Regions from separate parts of the Homo sapiens genome. Here region 2 is linked to region 1. A link is an interaction called in ENCODE POLR2A ChIA-PET data of the cell type or tissue named here. Cell type or tissue: MCF 10A. All regions are shown on one strand. Links, peaks and the distances in the headings refer to the core of each region. The heading gives the core; the rest is flanking DNA. Region 1 holds the start of STEEP1 (STING1 ER exit protein 1). Region 2 has its middle 14 kb from the start of SEPTIN6.

Region 1 (5,379 bases), core at 312-5,311:
GGCCAACATGGGAAAACCCCATCTCGGCCGGGCGTGGGGGATCACGCCTGTAATCCCAGCACTTTGGGAGGCCGAGGTGGGCGGATCACGAGGTCAGGAGATCGAGACCATCCTGTCTAACACAGTGAAACTTCATCTCTACTAAAAATACAAAAAATTTGCCGGGCGTGGTGGCGGGCGCCTGTAGTCCCAGCTACTCGGGAGGCTGAGGCAGGAGAATGGCGCGAACCCGGGAGGCGGAGCTTGCAGTGAGCCGAGATCGCACCACTGCACTCCAGCCTGGGCGACAGAGCGAGACTCCGTCTCAAAAAAAAAAAAAAAGAAAAAAAAAAAAAGAAAACCCCATCTCTACCAAAAATACAAAAAGTAGCTGAGTGTGGTGGCGCATGCCTGTAATCCCAGCTACTCAGGGGGCTGAGGCAGGAGAATTGCTTGAACCTGGGAGGTGGAGGTTGCAGTGAGCCGAGATCACGCCACCGCCCTCCAGCCTGGGCGAGAGAGCGAGACTCCATCCCCCGCCCCCCCCAAAAAGGAAAAAATAAAAATAAGCCTATAGTCAAAGTAAGTTTCTGAGTGGCTCCTTTGTTAGCCAACCAAGGAAAGTCATTTACTGATACTGAGCTAAATTGTGTTTGGCTGCAGAAGTCAAAGAAATAGGCTCAAGAAAAATAAAACTTGTGAAGACTATTCACCTTTCAGCAAGAACAGTGGCTCTAAGAGTTGAGGACATTGAAATCAACATCAAAACAAAAACAAACAAACAAAAAAGGGCAAGGCACGGTGGCTCACACCTGTAATCTCAGCACTTTGAAAGCCTGCAGCAGAAGGATTGCTTGAGCCCAACAGTTCAAGACTACCCTGGGCAACACAGCAAGACCTTGTCTCTACAAAAAAATTAAAAAAAAAATAGCCGATGTGGTGGTGTGCATGTGTGGTCCCAGCTACTAGGGAGGCTAAGGTGGGAGGATCACTTGAGCCCAGGAGTTTGAGGCTGCAGTGAGCTGTGATCATGCCACTGCACTCCAGCCTGGGTGACAGAGCAAGACCCTGTCTCAAAAACAAAAACAAAAACAAAGCAAATGATTTCAAGTGGTTTTCCTTGGCTCCTGATGAATGTTTACCAATATTACTCAGTTGTTGTTTTTTACTCAAGGAGTCAATGTTGACTTTAAAGTGACTGAAGAATTGGACCGGGCGTGGTGGCTCACGCCTGTAATCTCAGCACTTTGGGAGGCCGATGTGGGCAGATCACTTGAGGTGAGGAGTTTGAGATCAGCCTGACCAACATGGTGAAACCCTGCCTCTACTAAAAATACAAAAAAAAAAAAAAAAAAAAAAATTAGCCAGGCATGGTGGCATGTGCCTGTAATCCCAGTTACTCAGGAGGCTGAGGCAGGAGAGTTGATTGAACCTGGGCGGTGGAGGTTGCAGTGAGCCAAGATTGTGCCACTGCACTCCAGCCAGCCTGGGTGACAGAGCCAGACTCTGTCTCAAAAAAAAAAAAAAAAAAAAAAATTGGCCTGGGTGTATGGTCTTGTGTGGAACAACTGCAGATGAGAGTATTTCAAAGAAGTCAGGAAAACACTAATTCAATTCAGTCTAAAGCATAATTTGCTAAGATGTATTACAAATATGTATGGAGCAGAAAAGGTTTAGACAAATGTACAATACTTGTCAAAATGTAAGTTGTTTAAAATCCTGTAGTTATTAATTGTATTATTAAACAGCAGGTACTTTGCAACAAACAAACAAACAAACTTGAATCTGTCTTGTGTTATTCTTGACAGTAGTGTCAACAGTGAAGTTCAGCTGGGCGCGGTGGCTCACACCTGTAATCCCAGCACTTTGGGAGACCAAGGTGGGTGGATCACGAGGTCAGGAGTTCAAGATTTTAGAAAATTTGAATTTGAATTTGAATTCAAAATTTTAGAAAATTTTCTAAATGAGAAGAACCCCACCCTTGACCACTATTATTGAACATGAATAGTTTTAAAAAATGGCTTTTGCCATAGACTTAGTAATGTTCCTTAATGAATTTAACCTAAAATTACAAGGCAAAACAGTGTTTATACCTGAAACCTGTACTGCAGTAAAGTCATTCAATGACATCCCACATTGTTTGAATCACAAACAGTGTCAAGGTGCTTTAATCACTTCTCGTGCTGTCAAAAGTTAAAAATCCAGATTTATATTCCCACACAAATTTGCGGTGGAAGTATTCTTGTACATGAATGTTCATAGCAGCATTATCTATATAATAACCAAAAAGTGAAAACATCCCCGTTGTCTGCCAATTGATGAATGAACAAAATGTGATATATCCATATGATGAAATATTATTCAACCATAAAAAGGAAAGAAGTACTGTAACATGGATGAACCTTGAAAACATTATGGTAAATGAAAGAAGCCAGACAAATGGCCACATATTGTAGGATTCCATTTATATGAAATGTCCAGAATAGGCAAATCCATAGAGATAAAAAGTAGATTAGTGGTTGCCGTGGGCTGGGAAGGTGGGGGATGTGCGGGTCGTGGTGACTACTAATGGGTATAAGATTTCTTTTTGAGATGATGGAAATGTTCTGGAATTAGTGGTGATGGTTACACAACTTTGTGAATACACTAAAAAACACCCAATTACACATTTTAAAAGGGTGAATTTTATGTTACGTGAATTATATCAACTAAAAAATAAGATACCTAAAAAATTATGTACTCATCTGGAATAGTCATTAAAATCACAATCATATTTAGAAACACACCCAAATCAGTATCATATATATATATATATATATATAATATAAACTATATAATGCATAGTCCTTTATTTAGCTGGTCTTATATATACATATGTGTATATATACATATAAATGCATGCGTTATAGAAATGTAAAGAATTTATATAATATTAAGGGTGTTGTGAGAAAGCCCACCAATCTTCATTGAGAAGTGACTCCCAGATCACAGGAGTCCCAGCTAACTTGGCCAAGACAAAGTAGGTTCTGGGAGGCTCCAGGCGCACCCCCGTATATCTTAGCCTGATAGGACAGCCCGGAAGTTTATAAGACTTCTGCTAACACGTGACCAGCGTAGCCACAAGGAAAAGGTGCAAGGCGCACTCGTGACGTCATTTCGGGGCGACCCTCTTCTTGGCGTAGAGTTTTCAGATTGCTCTTGGGAATCATGCCGAAAGTAGTGTCTCGGTCAGTAGTCTGCTCTGACACTCGGGACCGGGAGGAATATGACGACGGCGAGAAGCCCCTCCATGTTTACTACTGTTTGTGCGGCCAGATGGTCCTAGTGCTGGGTGAGTAGCCGGGAACTGCGGGGGCGTCTGCAAGGAGCCAGACTTCGGGTTCTTGAAGGCGAATTTCCTCTGGCTGTGATCTGGGAGCCACTTCTCAACGAAGATTGGTGGGTTTTCTCTCTCCGACTAAATCCTCCCTACGCATCCCCGCCCCACTCCAGGGCATTTTTTTTTTTCCTGCTTTTTGTTTAGCCTTGTGACTCTGTATCCAGACCTTCCTCAAAACTAAACTCCTTCAGGAGAACAAAAATAGAAACACAAACATATTGTATTTCCCTCTTAATCCACTGTCTTCAAAAACTACTGCCTCTAGAAGCTTTATAACTTTTCTGCTGGATACCAAGATGCTGCAGTTGCTCTTACCTCACAGCAAACGAAAATAAAACCCTCCCTCGATCCTGTATTCCCCTCCAGCTATAACCCCATTTCGTTGCTTCTTTTATAGCAAAGCTTCTCAAAAGAGTTGCCTATATTGGCTGTCTCTGCATCCTGACTTCTAATTCTCTCCTGACCTCACTTCAGGTAGGCTTTCCTTCCCACCTCATCATCTTAACCGTATTTGGCTCCATGTTAACAGTTCTAGTGGTCAGTTATCAATGTTCATTTTAATTCTGTCAGTGGCATTTGACAGAGGTAATCATTTCATTCCTTTTGCAACATGTTTTTTATTTGCTTCCAAGACTCCATACTCACTTGATTTTCCTCCTACCTCGTATTTCCCCCCCCCCTTTTTTTTCAGATGGAGTCTCACTCTGCTGCCCAGGCTGGAGTGCAGTGGTGCAATCTCGGCTCACTGCAAGCTCTGCCTCCCGGATTCAAGTGATTCTCCTGCCTCAGCCTCCCGAGTAGCTGGGATTACAGGCGCCCGCCACCATGCCCGGCTAATTTTTGTGTTTTTAGTAGAGACGGGGGTTTCACTACGTTGGCCAGGCTGGTCTCGAACTCCTGACCTCGTGATCCACCCGCCTCGGCCTCCCAAGGTGCTGGGATTACAGGCGTGAGCCACCGCGCCCAGCCTTAGATTTTTCCCCTTGTCTGGCTCCCTTTTCTCTCTCAGACTTTTAGGCATTCCAAGGCCCTATAGCTCAGTACTCTCACCTGTTCTCACTCTGTACCCACCCCCTAGGTGATCTCATTCATTCCCAAGCTTTAAATACAACTGACATGCTGGTAACTCCCAGATGTTCATCTTTAACCTGCACCTCTCCTGAGACTCCAATTGCCTATTCAACATCTCCACTTGAATGTCTAATGGGCCTCTCAAATATATCGTGCTGAAAATTGAGTTCATGACCCTCTACACCCCCTCTCCAATTGCTCCTCTTATAGTCATCCCTATTGCAGTCAGTAGTACAACTATTCATCCAGTATCTCAGACCAAAACCTGGAATCAGTCTTGACTTCTGTCTGTCACGTACCTTACATCTGTCCAGTCCATCAGGAAATCCTGCAGGTGCTTTCGTGAAAATGTATGCAGGATCTGACTGCTTCTTACCACCTCCATTCCTTTTTCTTTTTGAGACAGAGGGAGTCTCACTCTGTCACCCAGGCTGGAGTGCTGTGGCGCGGTCTCAGCTCACTGCAACTTCCGCCTCCCAGGTTCAAGCGATTCTCCTGCCTCAGCCTCCCAAGTAGTGTGCGCCACCAGGCCCGGCTAGTTTTTTTTTTTTTCTTTTTTTTTTTGAGATGGAGTTTCGCTCTTCTTGCCCAGGCTGGAGTGCAGTGGTGCGATCTCGGCTCACTGCAACTTCCACCTCCCAGGTTCAAGCGATTCTCCTGCCTCAACCTCCCTAGTAGCTGGGATTACAGGCATGTGCCACCACGCCCGGCTAATTTTGTATTTTTAGTAGAGATGGGGTTTCACCATGTTGGCCAGACTGGTCTTGAACTCCTGACCTCAAGTGATCCACCCACCTAGGCCTCCCAAAGTGCTGGGATTACAGGCATGAGCCACCACGGCCGGCCTACCACCTCCACTTCTAACACTGTAGTCCAAGCTACTACCATCTTTCACCTGGATTGGCACAATAGTCTCTTGCTCTCGTTGCTTCCACTCTTTTCCACATAGT
Region 2 (5,379 bases), core at 121-5,120, 140 kb before region 1:
CCCCTTTGAGAAGTTGGGGTGGTGCTTATCATTCAAAAGCAAGCTTAGGCCAGGCATGGTGGCTCACGCCTGTAATCCCAGCACTTTGGGAGACTGAGGCTGGCGGATCACGAGGTCAGGAGTTCAAAACCAGCCTGACCAACATGGTGAAACCCCGTCTCTACTAAAAATAGAAAAGTTAGCCAGGCATGGTGGTGTGCACCTGTAATCCCAGCTACTCAGGAGGCTGAGACAGGAGAATCACTTGAACGCGGGAGACAGAGGTTGCAGTGAGCTGAGTTCACACCATTGCACTCCAGCCTGGGCGACAAAGCAAGATTTTGTTTCAAAAAAAAAAAAAAAAAAAAAAGCGAGCTTAGATGAGGGGTGTTTTATCCTTTCTGACAAGATCTTATCCACACTTAAGCCAAGAAATTTCTGCCTTGCTTTAGAGATGTCTTCAAAACCCCCATGCCCCATGTCTCCGCAGAAAGAACTACCCCTTCCTCCCCCACATACACATCCCTACTCACCCTCAGTTTTGACTCCAGTTCAAGATAATAGATTCACACTATTGGAATCCACCCCTGTGCTTTTGTTGACATCTGGCATTTCCCAACCCATTTCTGGTTACCAGTGTTTTGTTCTTAGACCTCATTCTGATAATTTGATAATTTCCTTTGCCTATTTTACCCAGCCACTTCCTACTGCCATTCAGGCATCAACTTAGGTATCAACGCATCTGTAAAGCCTTCCTTAATTACCTGAGTCTCAATTGGGTACCCATCCTGAGGACCCCATTCTTTTCTTCACCACTCTGTATTATAATAACCTATGTGACTTTTCATCCCCCAACTCCCACCCAGACTGTACATTCCATAATGCACTTGTTCACCACTGTTTCCCAATGTCATGTACAGGTCTCAGCACACACAAAATGTTCTATAAATCTCTATTGAATAAATGAATGAATGAATGTATTCCACCAGTTTATTCACCCCTTTAAACCCTGACTGTATCCTTGACTTGGTCTCTCAGCTGAAGGCTGACACTGTGGAATGTCTGATTTTAAGTAACATGACTTCTCCATGAGTCTGCTTCGTTGAATTAGCTGCAAGTCAATATGCCCTCAGGTGACTGAATCTATTTTATAAAGTTATTTAATATTGACCAATTGAGTTACAGAAAATATGTGCCAAAGTCAGGGGTTACAATTTTATCTTGATTATTTCTAACAGGAGTAAAATACCATGACTGATTATCTTTTGAGGTCTCTCTTGGCAGGTAATGATAAAACCTTGTCACCAGCTTCCTAAAGGTCCCTGAATGTGTATTTGCCATGGCAGGGAAAATATCTGTCCAGGTGATTGAAACACACATTCAAATCACTGGAGTAGAAATTTAAAAAGAAGGGCGGGGAGTGGTGGCTCATACCTGAAATCCCAGCACTTTGGGAGGCCAAGGTGAGAGGATTGCTTGAGGCCAGGAGTTAGACACCAGCCTGGGCAACATAGGGAGACCCCTGTCTACACAAAAAACTAGCTGGGCATAGTGGCGTGAGCCTGTAGTCTCAGATACTGGAGAGGCTGAAGTGGGAGGATCATTTGAACCCAGGAGGTCAAGGCTACAGTGAGCTGTGATCATTGCTCCACTGCACTACAGCCTGGGAGACAGAGCGAGACCCTGTCTCAAAAAAAAAAAAAAAAAAAAAAAAAGGGAGGTGCTGGGTGCAGTGTCTCACACCTGTAATCCCAGCACTTTGGGAGGTGGAGGTGGGTGGATCACTTGAGGCCAGGAGTTCGAGACCAGCCTGGGCAACATAGAGATACTGTCTTTACAAAAAATAAACAAAAAAACGTAGCCAGGCATGGTGGCGTATGCCTGTGGTCCCCGCTACTTGGGAGGCTGAGGTGGGAGGACCAGCTGAGCCCAGGAGGTTGAGGCTGCAGTCAGCCATGATTGAGCCACTGCACTCCAGCCCGTCTCCAAAAGAAAAGAAAAGAAATGTAAAAAGAAGGGAGCAGGCCCTTTGCAAGTGTTTTCTGTCCTATTATGATATTTTAAATACTTAGTTGTAAAGATGAAATTGGCTGGGCGCGGTGGCTCAAGCCTGCAATCCCAGCACTTTGGGAGGCCGAGGCAGTCAGATCACGAGGTCAGGAGTTCGAGACCAGCCTGGCCAACATGATGAAACCCTGTCTCTACTAAAAATACAAAAATTAGCCGGGCATGGTGGCACTCGCCTGTAATTCCAGCTGATCAGGAGGCTGAGGCAGGAGAATCACTTGAACCTGGGAGGCAGAGGTTGCACTGAGCCGAGATCGTGCTACTGCACTCCAGCCTGGGAGACAGAGAGAGATTCCATCCCAAAAAAAAGATGAAATTAGGAGTGTTACCTGGCCACCGAAAGACCACACAGGATGCTAATACCTTGGTGAATATACTAAGATCTACAGTTTGTTCCTCGTCTTTGCAATTTAAAACACCTCAGCTTCCGAAAGATAATTCATGCTAGCCAAATTCACATTCATCAAAGCAGAGTGACAATTTAGTAATTTACAATAAAATGAAGAACACTAAGGGCAAATATCATAAAGGGAAGTATTGATAGATTTGACTGCATAAATATTTTAAAACTCTTATACAAAAATCCACCATAAGTAAATGAGAAAGGATTAATATTCATATGTACACAAAGACCTCTGTGAATTCCCAAGAGAAAGATAAGTGTTTCAATATAAAAGTGAGCTAAGGACATGTACAGGAAATTTATAAAAGAGAAGATACAATTGGCTGATAACTACGAATTTCAATTCTTCTTTCTCCTGTCAGCAGTGTGCTACAGCCTGCTTGCGGGGCTTGAAACGTCACATAGATAGCCTGAAATCAGTCATAGTGAGAGTATTTTACACCATGGAAATCGGCAAATGATGCACAGCAGGGTTGTTGTTTGTTTTTTTCTTGGAAAGCCAATTACTAAACATTTACCAGCCCAGTACTCTGTGTATTCAATCACTACCTTTCACCGGAATCCTTTCCAACAACATTTAACATTCTCATGTCTTTTCTGCCATCTTTCTTTTATTATTATTATTGTCTATTTTTTGAAACAGAGTCTCACTCTGTCACTCAGGCTGGAGTGCTATGGCGTGATCTTGGATCACTGCAACCTCTGCCTCCTGGTTTCAAGCAATTCTCCTGCCTCAGCCTCCCAAGTAGCTGGAATTACAGGTGCCCACAACCATGCCTGGCTACTTTTTGTGGTTTTAGTAGAGATGGGGTTTCACCAGGTTGGCTAGGCTGGTCTCGAACTTCTGACCTCAAGTGATCTGCCTGCCTTGGCCTCTCAATGTGCTGGGATTACAGGCGTAAGCCACCACGCCCAGCCTGCCATCTTTAAAGAAACTCTGACCTCTACATCCTTCTCCAGCTACCATACCATCTCTGTTTTCCTTTACAGCCATGTTGTTTTTTCAAATTGGCTATATAGTACTTGCTGAATCCATTTGCTCATTTCCCAATCATTCTTCAGCATACTTGAGCCTTTTTTTTTTGCCACCATCACACTCCCAAAACAGCTCTTGATTAGCTCAATGAGCTCCATGAACCCTAAATTCTATGGACAGTTTTCCCTTATCTCCCTTGACCTTTTGGCAGTTGGCAATATTCAGCTCTTTTTTTTTTTTTTTAAAGAGATGGGGTCTTTCTATGTTGCCCAGGCCGGTTTCAAACTCCTGGGCTCAAGTGATCCTCCTGCCTTGGCCTCCCAAAGTGCTGGGATCACAGGCATGAGCCAATGCGCCCAGCCAGGATTCAGTTTTGTTGACCATTACCTTCTTGAAATCCTCTTGTCCTTGGGTTTCAGTGGCATGTGGTGGTCTGCATTTTCCTCCATCCTCTCTGGCTTCTCCTTTTCAGGTTCTTCCTCCTATTTTCCATCTCTTAATGTTGAGGTTTTCCAGGGATTAGTCTTGAGTCCTCTAGGTCATTTCATCTATTCCCATGGGTTTAAATACCACCTGCAAACCAATGACTCCTATACTTTTATCTCTCCTCTGAGCTGTAATTGCGTACTCGACATCTTCCCCTTCAATGCCTCAAAAGCTTCTCAAACTCAACATGTCCCAAACTGGTGCCAAAGACTTTCTCCTTCCTCCCCAAATCAGAGGTTCTCCAGTGCTCCCCATCTCAACAAAATGTACCACCACATAAGCCAGAAACCTCAAAGTTGTCCTTGGCATCTCTGTCTTCCTCATCCTCCACCTCCCATCACCAAGTCTGGGTTGTCTTTCCCTCCTAAATATCTCCCAAAGAAGTTTTCTTTTCTCCATTTCCACTTCCAACACCCTAGTACAAGCCCGCATGATCTCTCAGCTGGACCACTGCAATAGCCTCCTAACTGACCTTCCTGCCTCCACTCTTTTTGCCTTTCAATACACTGTCCACACTGAAGACAAGGGAACTTTTCAGAACATGGATCTGATTATGTCACTCTCCTGTCTTAAGACTCTCAGTGGCTTCCTGTTGCTTCCTGTTTGCTTTTTATATTGTTGGATAAAAATATCCCCCTTAATGTTGGTCTAGGGGCCTGTGTGATCTTGCTCTATGCTCACCTCTTCAGTCTCATTTCATCCTGCTCTGGTCCCTGTGCACTTCAGCCACATCAGCTTTCTTTTCTTTTTGTTTCTTTCTCTCTTTCTTTCTTTTTTTTTTTTTTTGAGATAGGGTTTCGCTCTGTCGCCCAGGCCAGAGTGCAATGGTGCAATCACAGCTCACTGCAGCCTCCACCTCCAGACTCAAGCAATCCTTCCACTTCAGCCTCCCAAGTAGCTGGGACTACAGGTATGTGCTACTATGCCTGGCTAATTTTTTAACCTTTTTTTTTTTTTTTTTTTTTAGAGATGAGGTCTCACTATGTTGCTCAGGCTGGTCTCAAACTCCTGGCCCCAAGCAATCCTCCTGCCTTGGCCTCCCAAAGTGCTAGGATTACAGGTGTGTGTCACCACTCCCACCCTCTGTTTCTTGCATAGAGTTTTCATACATGCTCTTTCCTTTGCTTGGAATGCTCTTCCTACTCCCATCCTCCCTTTACCTTGCTCACACCCATTTAATCTTCTGATCTGAATTCAAACGTCACTTCCTCCATGAAGCCTCATAGATGGACATACTAGACTGCTAGACTAAGTCAAATCTGTCCCCATCCCACCCCACCACCATTATAGGCTCTCAGGGCACCATGAGTATCTCCTAGGTGCTCTTATTGCAGTTTTATTTTTTCATTAATGTGTGTGATATTGTTTGCTATCTGTCTTCCCTATTAGACTGTAAGCTCCATGAAGTCAGGGACCAAGTCTGCTTTTGCTCACTGTTAATCTCCAGCACTTAGTCTAGGACTTGACA

What was found. Peaks named below come from ENCODE experiments on the same cell type or tissue, not always from the same donor. Only the 100,000 strongest peaks of a DNase experiment are listed, where the experiment ranks them.
Region 2: POLR2A ChIA-PET joins it to region 1 with 5 read pairs; 14 of 35 experiments call an interaction of 5 or more read pairs at or near these places.

Annotation. Positions count from the first base shown.
Region 1 is chrX:119,563,163-119,568,541 of GRCh38, reverse strand. It overlaps STEEP1 (STING1 ER exit protein 1), which reads left to right and starts at 3,133. Exons shown (of 7, transcript NM_022101.4): 1 at 3,133-3,310. The coding sequence starts at 3,187. In MCF 10A, for the core only: no CTCF peak of the experiment used is centred there; a DNase peak (open chromatin) is centred at 3,091.
Region 2 is chrX:119,704,320-119,709,698 of GRCh38, reverse strand. No RefSeq gene overlaps it. Among named protein-coding and RNA genes, the nearest start is that of SEPTIN6, 14 kb to the right of the region's middle. In MCF 10A, for the core only: no CTCF peak of the experiment used is centred there; no DNase peak of the experiment used is centred there.